Linked DNA regions of Homo sapiens: region 2 is linked to region 1. The links are chromatin loops, found by intact Hi-C in ENCODE. Cell type or tissue: heart left ventricle. All regions are shown on one strand. Each heading gives the region's core, and the rest is flanking DNA. Links, peaks and the distances in the headings are about the cores only.

What was found. Peaks named below come from ENCODE experiments on the same cell type or tissue, not always from the same donor. Only the 100,000 strongest peaks of a DNase experiment are listed, where the experiment ranks them.
Region 2: it touches region 1 in a loop (2.4-fold over the local background); 37 of 110 quality-filtered maps call a loop at or near these places.

The regions. Positions count from the first base shown.
Region 1 is chr16:78,923,409-78,927,692 of GRCh38, reverse strand. All of the region lies in intron 8 of WWOX (WW domain containing oxidoreductase), which reads right to left. Among named protein-coding and RNA genes, the nearest start is that of WWOX-AS2, 430 kb to the right of the region's middle. RefSeq lists an enhancer at 2,473-2,522. In heart left ventricle, for the core only: a CTCF peak has its summit at 2,421 (motif pointing left); a DNase peak (open chromatin) is centred at 2,421.
Region 2 is chr16:79,596,869-79,600,893 of GRCh38, reverse strand. It overlaps MAF (MAF bZIP transcription factor), which reads left to right and starts at 157. Exons shown (of 2, transcript NM_005360.5): 1 at 157-2,109. The coding sequence starts at 992. It overlaps LOC101928230 (a long non-coding RNA gene), which reads right to left and starts at 7. Exons shown (of 3, transcript NR_188556.1): 1 at 1-7. RefSeq lists an enhancer at 1-242. In heart left ventricle, for the core only: a CTCF peak has its summit at 1,913; DNase peaks (open chromatin) are centred at 1,243 and 1,933; H3K4me3 peaks cover 2,422 bases; H3K27ac peaks cover 1,244 bases.

The DNA of each region.
Region 1 (4,284 bases), core at 875-3,374:
GTGCTTGATTAAGTCTGATAATTATGCCTTAATTACCTTCCTTCTCTCCAATTTAGATTTAAAGGAAAATACAACTGCAAATAGTTATGTGAACTACATAGGGTTGTAGTGCTGGTACCTACGCAACTTCAGAAATCAAATGACTAACATCCATTTATCAAATATCTATTGAGTGCCTACCTGCAGTCTGGCTCTGGGCTCCGTGCTGAGGCAAGGGGATGAAAAGAGAACTTTTACCCACAGAGAATTTACAAACAAACATGTAGACAGACACATGGTAATAACAGACATAAGAACAGTTATTGATGGTCTGCTCCATCAATACTTACACCAAAACTCAAGGAAATTAAATGACTTGCCTAAGGTCACCAGGATAAACAGTGGACCAAGAGCAGGCTCTGCTGGAGGCCGGTGTCATGTTCTTTCCCTGAAGCTCGGACTAAATGGATAAGTAACAACCAGCCAGGCATTGAAAATCCTGCTCACGAGTACCACATACCTCATTCTCTCCTCAAAACAAGGTCCATTTTATACAGGAGAAAACTCAGGCTGGAGAAACCATCACAGTGACTTTCTCGCAGTCAAGAATGGTGCCTGGGCAGGGCATGGTGGCTCATGCCTATAATTCCAGCAATTTGGGAGGCCAAGGCGGGTGGATGGCTTGAGCTCAAGAGTTTAAAACCAGCCTGGGAAACATGCCAAAACCCCATCTCTACAGAAAATACAAAATTAGGCAGGTGTCATTGCTGGTGCCTGTGCTCCCAGCTACTTAGGAAGCTGAGGTGGGAGGATCACTTGAGCCCAGGAAGTAGAGGCTGCAGTAAGCCTTCATCGCACCAATGTACTCCAGCCTGGGTGACAGAGTGAGACCCCTTCTCAAAAAACGAAAACAAAAACAAAAAAACAAACTGGCACTCAGCTCTCAATACTCACACCCATGGTCTTTCTAGAAATGTAGAAAGACTTTTCTCCATCAAGTCTTTCAAAAGCAAACAACTTTCTCCACAACACCTGAACAAATGATAAAGGTCATACCAGTGTATGCTGCCCAAAGATCAGCACTTGTTGAATGAAAGAACTGACAAACCACTCCCGCATCACAGACCAACAGCAAAGAAGTGTACGTCTGCTTTCTGCAAAATGACTGAAAACAAGTTTTTAAATGGCTGCGACTTCGCCATCCTGCTCCTCCTCAAAGACAAGGATGGAGAAACCATAGACACAAACTCAGAATTTCAGTAACCAAGAGAAATTATAGACAGTTACATTCAAATTGCATGGGCCAGGCTTTATTTTCTTAGGAACTTTTTTTTTTTTTTTTTGAGATAGGGTCTCACTGTCACCCACGCTGAAATGCAATGGCACGAGCATGGCTCACTGCAATCTCCACCTCCTGGGCTCAGGATATCCTCCCACTTTAGCCTCCCAGGTAGCTGAAACCACAAGTGGGCACCACCATGCCTGGCTAAGCTTGTAAATTTTTGAGAGGTAAGGTTTTGCCATGTTACCCAGGCTGGTCTCAAACTCCTGGGCTCAAATGATCCACCCATTTTGGGTCCATCCACTCCCAAAGTGCTGTATTTTCTTAGGGTTCTACAATTGGCTGTAAACCTCTACCAAGAGCAGCAGTTTCTCCTTACCTGTCCTGTCTGTCTCCAGAATTGTTCATAGACTCTACAATTTACACTTAGCTCTCCCCACATCCCTTCCCTTCTCCCTGCCCTCTTGGTTCACAGTCTTTCTGCCCAATCGCATTCATGGTCTGAAACAGTCCCACATTCTACCTTCATTCTGAAGGGAGGCAAGGGTGGGATCAAATGAAAAACCAAGAAATGACCAAATCCTGGTAGGCTAGAACTAGGGCTTCAGCGAGGCTCTTTACCTCTGAGCACTGCTTTCTTATTGGCCAAAGCCTCACCCTGCAAGAACAAACAGCATCTTCACCCTTAGAGAGAAACAAAATATGACCAAAGCTCTGGAAGGTGGAGACTTCCCTTCTCAAATCTTGGCAAAAGATACATGCAAAAACCTGGTTCTCATTGAGGAAAAGAGTTCTGTACAGTTTGACGAAGCAGAAATATATTTTAAAATGTGCATCTCCTCCCTGTAATACTACCCCTTCTGTTTTACAGCAATAGCTCCCTAGTGGAAAGAAGCAGAAAACAACACACATAAGCGAGTTCCTGGTTAAGACGCTGGGAACTTAAAGCAGGACATGTTTGAAATGTGAGGGCATTTTTTAACACCAAGGAAGGTAATTATTCCATGGAACTTCGTGGACATATTTTGCCTGAGAGCTGTCCTTTCAAACAATAACTGAGAAGGGTGGATCTCCCTTTGTTGCCATTTTAGAACTCTGTGTTTATCATCCGGGCAGTTGAGGGGTTATTTTCCTCAATCCCAGTATGCTGCCACCCAGTGGCAGCAATGATCAGCCTTGGTCATGTGGCTTCTACCAGGCTTAGCCAATGAGCACGTTTTCTTTTTGTTTTTGTTTTAAGTCAGGGTTTTACGTTCTCATGCAGTCTGGAGTGCAGTGGCAATATCATTGCTCACTGCAGCCTCGACCTCCCAGGCTCAACCAATCATCCCATCTCAGCCTCCCCAGTAACTGGGACTACAGGCACACACCACCATGCCTGGCTAACTTTTTTATTTTTTGTAGAGACAGGGTTTTGCCATGTTGCCCAGGCTGGTCTTGAACGCCTGAGCTCAACTGATCCTCCCGCCTTGGCCCCCCAAAGTGCTGGAATTACAAGCATGAACCTCCAGGCCTGGCCAAGTATGTTTATTTGAAAAGACAAACATTGAGAGCACACTGTGTGCTAGAGCCTAATAAAGGATATATGCATTTTCACACATATGTTGACACCAACAATCACTAGTAGTCTAAAAGAGATGTCTATAAGGTATTACAGAAATACTTAAACAGAAGACATCATATAGGAAGCTCTACAGAATGACCAGATTATAAACTTATTCAAGGTATTAATGGTTACTCTCCCACACAGAAGCCAACTAATAAATGTTGAATGGATAATCGTGGAGTAAATTAACACTTTCTAAACAGTCAAAAGGACTCTGATATATGTTTTTACCAATACTGGCTTTCTTATCCTCCTAACAACAGTGGAAGGATTTTACAGATAAGGAAACTGGGCTGAAGAGAATCTTGAGTAAATTACTCAAGTACAACCAAGTAGCCTGCAGCGAAGACAAGTTTTAAGTGAGATATTTTAACTCCAAAGCTGGGATTCTTTCCATTCTGCCATTAGTCTGACTTTTAAATAAATATTTGTGGATAGACAAGTTCCATTTTTGATGATGATATGATGGCAGCAAGCTCCATTTTTCAAACAAAGTTTAAAAGCAACCCCACCCCCTAAAAAAGCCTTCCTAATCCTAAAATCTTATAAAACTTGTCTAACCACATTATAAAGTTCTTTTCCAAGACGTCTATGAATTCACAGCTTCAAGACCAAGCTTCAGAGACCTCCCAGCTACCTTCCCCGGTCTACCCAGCCTTCTTTCTGCTTCTCTAACCAGAGCCTTGTCTATGGATTAATAGTTCCTAGCAGCCGGGCACAGCGGCTCATGTCTGTAATCCCAGCACTTTGGGAGGCCAAGGTGGGTGGAATCACGAAATCAGGATATCAAAACCATCCTTGGCTAACACGGTGAAACCCCGTCTCTACTAAAAAAAACAAAACAAAATAAAACAAAAAATTAGCCAGGCGTGGTGGCGGGCACCTGTACTCCCAGCTGCTCGGGAGGCTGAGGCAGGAGAATGGCATGAACCCAGGAGGCGGAGGTTGCAGTGAACCGAGATCGCGCCACTGCACTCCAGCCTGGGCAACAGAGCAAGACTCCGTCTGAAAAAAAAAAAAAAAAAAAAAAACTAACTAAAAACAGTTCCTAGCAATCAACCCAGATCATCACTTGTGAAACTTGTGAATCCTTTTGACATTTCCAAGGCAGATAAAAACTACTTTTTCTTGAAGAATAAAGTTCACACGACTAATTTTTTCCAATAGGAAAAAGCCATATATTATTTGATTCATAGAAGAGTGAAATATCCCCCCACCCGCCAAGAGATTTGTAGAAAAAGCTGCTAACACACTATGAATGGAAAATTTATATATATTATGTATGTAGAATTTCCAAAGCTCTTTTCTGAAAAAGTTGATATTCTGACTCCCAATCCCAAGAAAGAACAAAACAAAATATAAACTAGATATTAGGAAAGGTAGGCTCAAAAAATAGCAGGCTGGACCTGGGACTTAT
Region 2 (4,025 bases), core at 940-3,439, 670 kb before region 1:
CCTGATTGACAGCTCCGAAAAGTTTCCTTGTTTCTATACTATTATGCTAATCGCGGCCGCTCTCGCCGCCTCCCATTGGCCCGGAGTGCCAGTCAATTTCTCATTTGGACCTGACGTCACGAGTGCTATAAAACTCAGCAATTGCTTTAAACTCTTCTTGCTGGATCAGAGGCTTTAAAATCTTTTTTCATCTTCTAGCTGTAGCTCGGGCTGCTTGTCGGCTTGGCCTCCCCCTCCCCCCTTTGCTCTCTGCCTCGTCTTTCCCCAGGACTTCGCTATTTTGCTTTTTTAAAAAAAGGCAAGAAAGAACTAAACTCCCCCCTCCCTCTCCTCCAGTCGGGCTGCACCTCTGCCTTGCACTTTGCACAGAGGTAGAGAGCGCGCGAGGGAGAGAGAGGAAAGAAAAAAAATAATAAAGAGAGCCAAGCAGAAGAGGAGGCGAGAAGCATGAAGTGTTAACTCCCCCGTGCCAAGGCCCGCGCCGCCCGGACAGACGCCCGCCGCGCCTCCAGCCCCGAGCGGACGCCGCGCGCGCCCTGCCTGCAGCCCGGGCCGGCGAGGCGAGCCCTTCCTTATGCAAAGCGCGCAGCGGAGCGGCGAGCGGGGGACGCCGCGCACCGGGCCGGGCTCCTCCAGCTTCGCCGCCGCAGCCACCACCGCCGCCACCGCAGCTCGCGGAGGATCTTCCCGAGCCTGAAGCCGCCGGCTCGGCGCGCAAGGAGGCGAGCGAGCAAGGAGGGGCCGGGGCGAGCGAGGGAGCACATTGGCGTGAGCAGGGGGGAGGGAGGGCGGGCGCGGGGGGCGCGGGCAGGGCGGGGGGGTGTGTGTGTGAGCGCGCTCGGAGGTTTCGGGCCAGCCACCGCCGCGCAAGCTAGAAGCGCCCCAGCCCGGCAAGCTGGCTCACCCGCTGGCCACCCAGCACAGCCCGCTGGCCCCTCTCCTGCAGCCCATCTGGCGGAGCGGCGGCGGCGGCGGCGGCGGCGGCAGGAGAATGGCATCAGAACTGGCAATGAGCAACTCCGACCTGCCCACCAGTCCCCTGGCCATGGAATATGTTAATGACTTCGATCTGATGAAGTTTGAAGTGAAAAAGGAACCGGTGGAGACCGACCGCATCATCAGCCAGTGCGGCCGTCTCATCGCCGGGGGCTCGCTGTCCTCCACCCCCATGAGCACGCCGTGCAGCTCGGTGCCCCCTTCCCCCAGCTTCTCGGCGCCCAGCCCGGGCTCGGGCAGCGAGCAGAAGGCGCACCTGGAAGACTACTACTGGATGACCGGCTACCCGCAGCAGCTGAACCCCGAGGCGCTGGGCTTCAGCCCCGAGGACGCGGTCGAGGCGCTCATCAGCAACAGCCACCAGCTCCAGGGCGGCTTCGATGGCTACGCGCGCGGGGCGCAGCAGCTGGCCGCGGCGGCCGGGGCCGGTGCCGGCGCCTCCTTGGGCGGCAGCGGCGAGGAGATGGGCCCCGCCGCCGCCGTGGTGTCCGCCGTGATCGCCGCGGCCGCCGCGCAGAGCGGCGCGGGCCCGCACTACCACCACCACCACCACCACGCCGCCGGCCACCACCACCACCCGACGGCCGGCGCGCCCGGCGCCGCGGGCAGCGCGGCCGCCTCGGCCGGTGGCGCTGGGGGCGCGGGCGGCGGTGGCCCGGCCAGCGCTGGGGGCGGCGGCGGCGGCGGCGGCGGCGGAGGCGGCGGGGGCGCGGCGGGGGCGGGGGGCGCCCTGCACCCGCACCACGCCGCCGGCGGCCTGCACTTCGACGACCGCTTCTCCGACGAGCAGCTGGTGACCATGTCTGTGCGCGAGCTGAACCGGCAGCTGCGCGGGGTCAGCAAGGAGGAGGTGATCCGGCTGAAGCAGAAGAGGCGGACCCTGAAAAACCGCGGCTATGCCCAGTCCTGCCGCTTCAAGAGGGTGCAGCAGAGACACGTCCTGGAGTCGGAGAAGAACCAGCTGCTGCAGCAAGTCGACCACCTCAAGCAGGAGATCTCCAGGCTGGTGCGCGAGAGGGACGCGTACAAGGAGAAATACGAGAAGTTGGTGAGCAGCGGCTTCCGAGAAAACGGCTCGAGCAGCGACAACCCGTCCTCTCCCGAGTTTTTCATGTGAGTCTGACACGCGATTCCAGCTAGCCACCCTGATAAGTGCTCCGCGGGGGTCCGGCTCGGGTGTGGGCTTGCTAGTTCTAGAGCCATGCTCGCCACCACCTCACCACCCCCACCCCCACCGAGTTTGGCCCCCTTGGCCCCCTACACACACACAAACCCGCACGCACACACCACACACACACACACACACACACACACACCCCACACCCTGCTCGAGTTTGTGGTGGTGGTGGCTGTTTTAAACTGGGGAGGGAATGGGTGTCTGGCTCATGGATTGCCAATCTGAAATTCTCCATAACTTGCTAGCTTGTTTTTTTTTTTTTTTTACACCCCCCCGCCCCACCCCCGGACTTGCACAATGTTCAATGATCTCAGCAGAGTTCTTCATGTGAAACGTTGATCACCTTTGAAGCCTGCATCATTCACATATTTTTTCTTCTTCTTCCCCTTCAGTTCATGAACTGGTGTTCATTTTCTGTGTGTGTGTGTGTTTTATTTTGTTTGGATTTTTTTTTTTAATTTTACTTTTAGAGCTTGCTGTGTTGCCCACCTTTTTTCCAACCTCCACCCTCACTCCTTCTCAACCCATCTCTTCCGAGATGAAAGAAAAAAAAAAGCAAAGTTTTTTTTTCTTCTCCTGAGTTCTTCATGTGAGATTGAGCTTGCAAAGGAAAAAAAAATGTGAAATGTTATAGACTTGCAGCGTGCCGAGTTCCATCGGGTTTTTTTTTTAGCATTGTTATGCTAAAATAGAGAAAAAAATCCTCATGAACCTTCCACAATCAAGCCTGCATCAACCTTCTGGGTGTGACTTGTGAGTTTTGGCCTTGTGATGCCAAATCTGAGAGTTTAGTCTGCCATTAAAAAAACTCATTCTCATCTCATGCATTATTATGCTTGCTACTTTGTCTTAGCAACAATGAACTATAACTGTTTCAAAGACTTTATGGAAAAGAGACATTATATTAATAAAAAAAAAAAGCCTGCATGCTGGACATGTATGGTATAATTATTTTTTCCTTTTTTTTTCCTTTTGGCTTGGAAATGGACGTTCGAAGACTTATAGCATGGCATTCATACTTTTGTTTTATTGCCTCATGACTTTTTTGAGTTTAGAACAAAACAGTGCAACCGTAGAGCCTTCTTCCCATGAAATTTTGCATCTGCTCCAAAACTGCTTTGAGTTACTCAGAACTTCAACCTCCCAATGCACTGAAGGCATTCCTTGTCAAAGATACCAGAATGGGTTACACATTTAACCTGGCAAACATTGAAGAACTCTTAATGTTTTCTTTTTAATAAGAATGACGCCCCACTTTGGGGACTAAAATTGTGCTATTGCCGAGAAGCAGTCTAAAATTTATTTTTTAAAAAGAGAAACTGCCCCATTATTTTTGGTTTGTTTTATTTTTATTTTATATTTTTTGGCTTTTGGTCATTGTCAAATGTGGAATGCTCTGGGTTTCTAGTATATAATTTAATTCTAGTTTTTATAATCTGTTAGCCCAGTTAAAATGTATGCTACAGATAAAGGAATGTTATAGATAAATTTGAAAGAGTTAGGTCTGTTTAGCTGTAGATTTTTTAAACGATTGATGCACTAAATTGTTTACTATTGTGATGTTAAGGGGGGTAGAGTTTGCAAGGGGACTGTTTAAAAAAAGTAGCTTATACAGCATGTGCTTGCAACTTAAATATAAGTTGGGTATGTGTAGTCTTTGCTATACCACTGACTGTATTGAAAACCAAAGTATTAAGAGGGGAAACGCCCCTGTTTATATCTGTAGGGGTATTTTACATTCAAAAATGTATGTTTTTTTTTCTTTTCAAAATTAAAGTATTTGGGACTGAATTGCACTAAGATATAACCTGCAAGCATATAATACAAAAAAAAATTGCAAAACTGTTTAGAA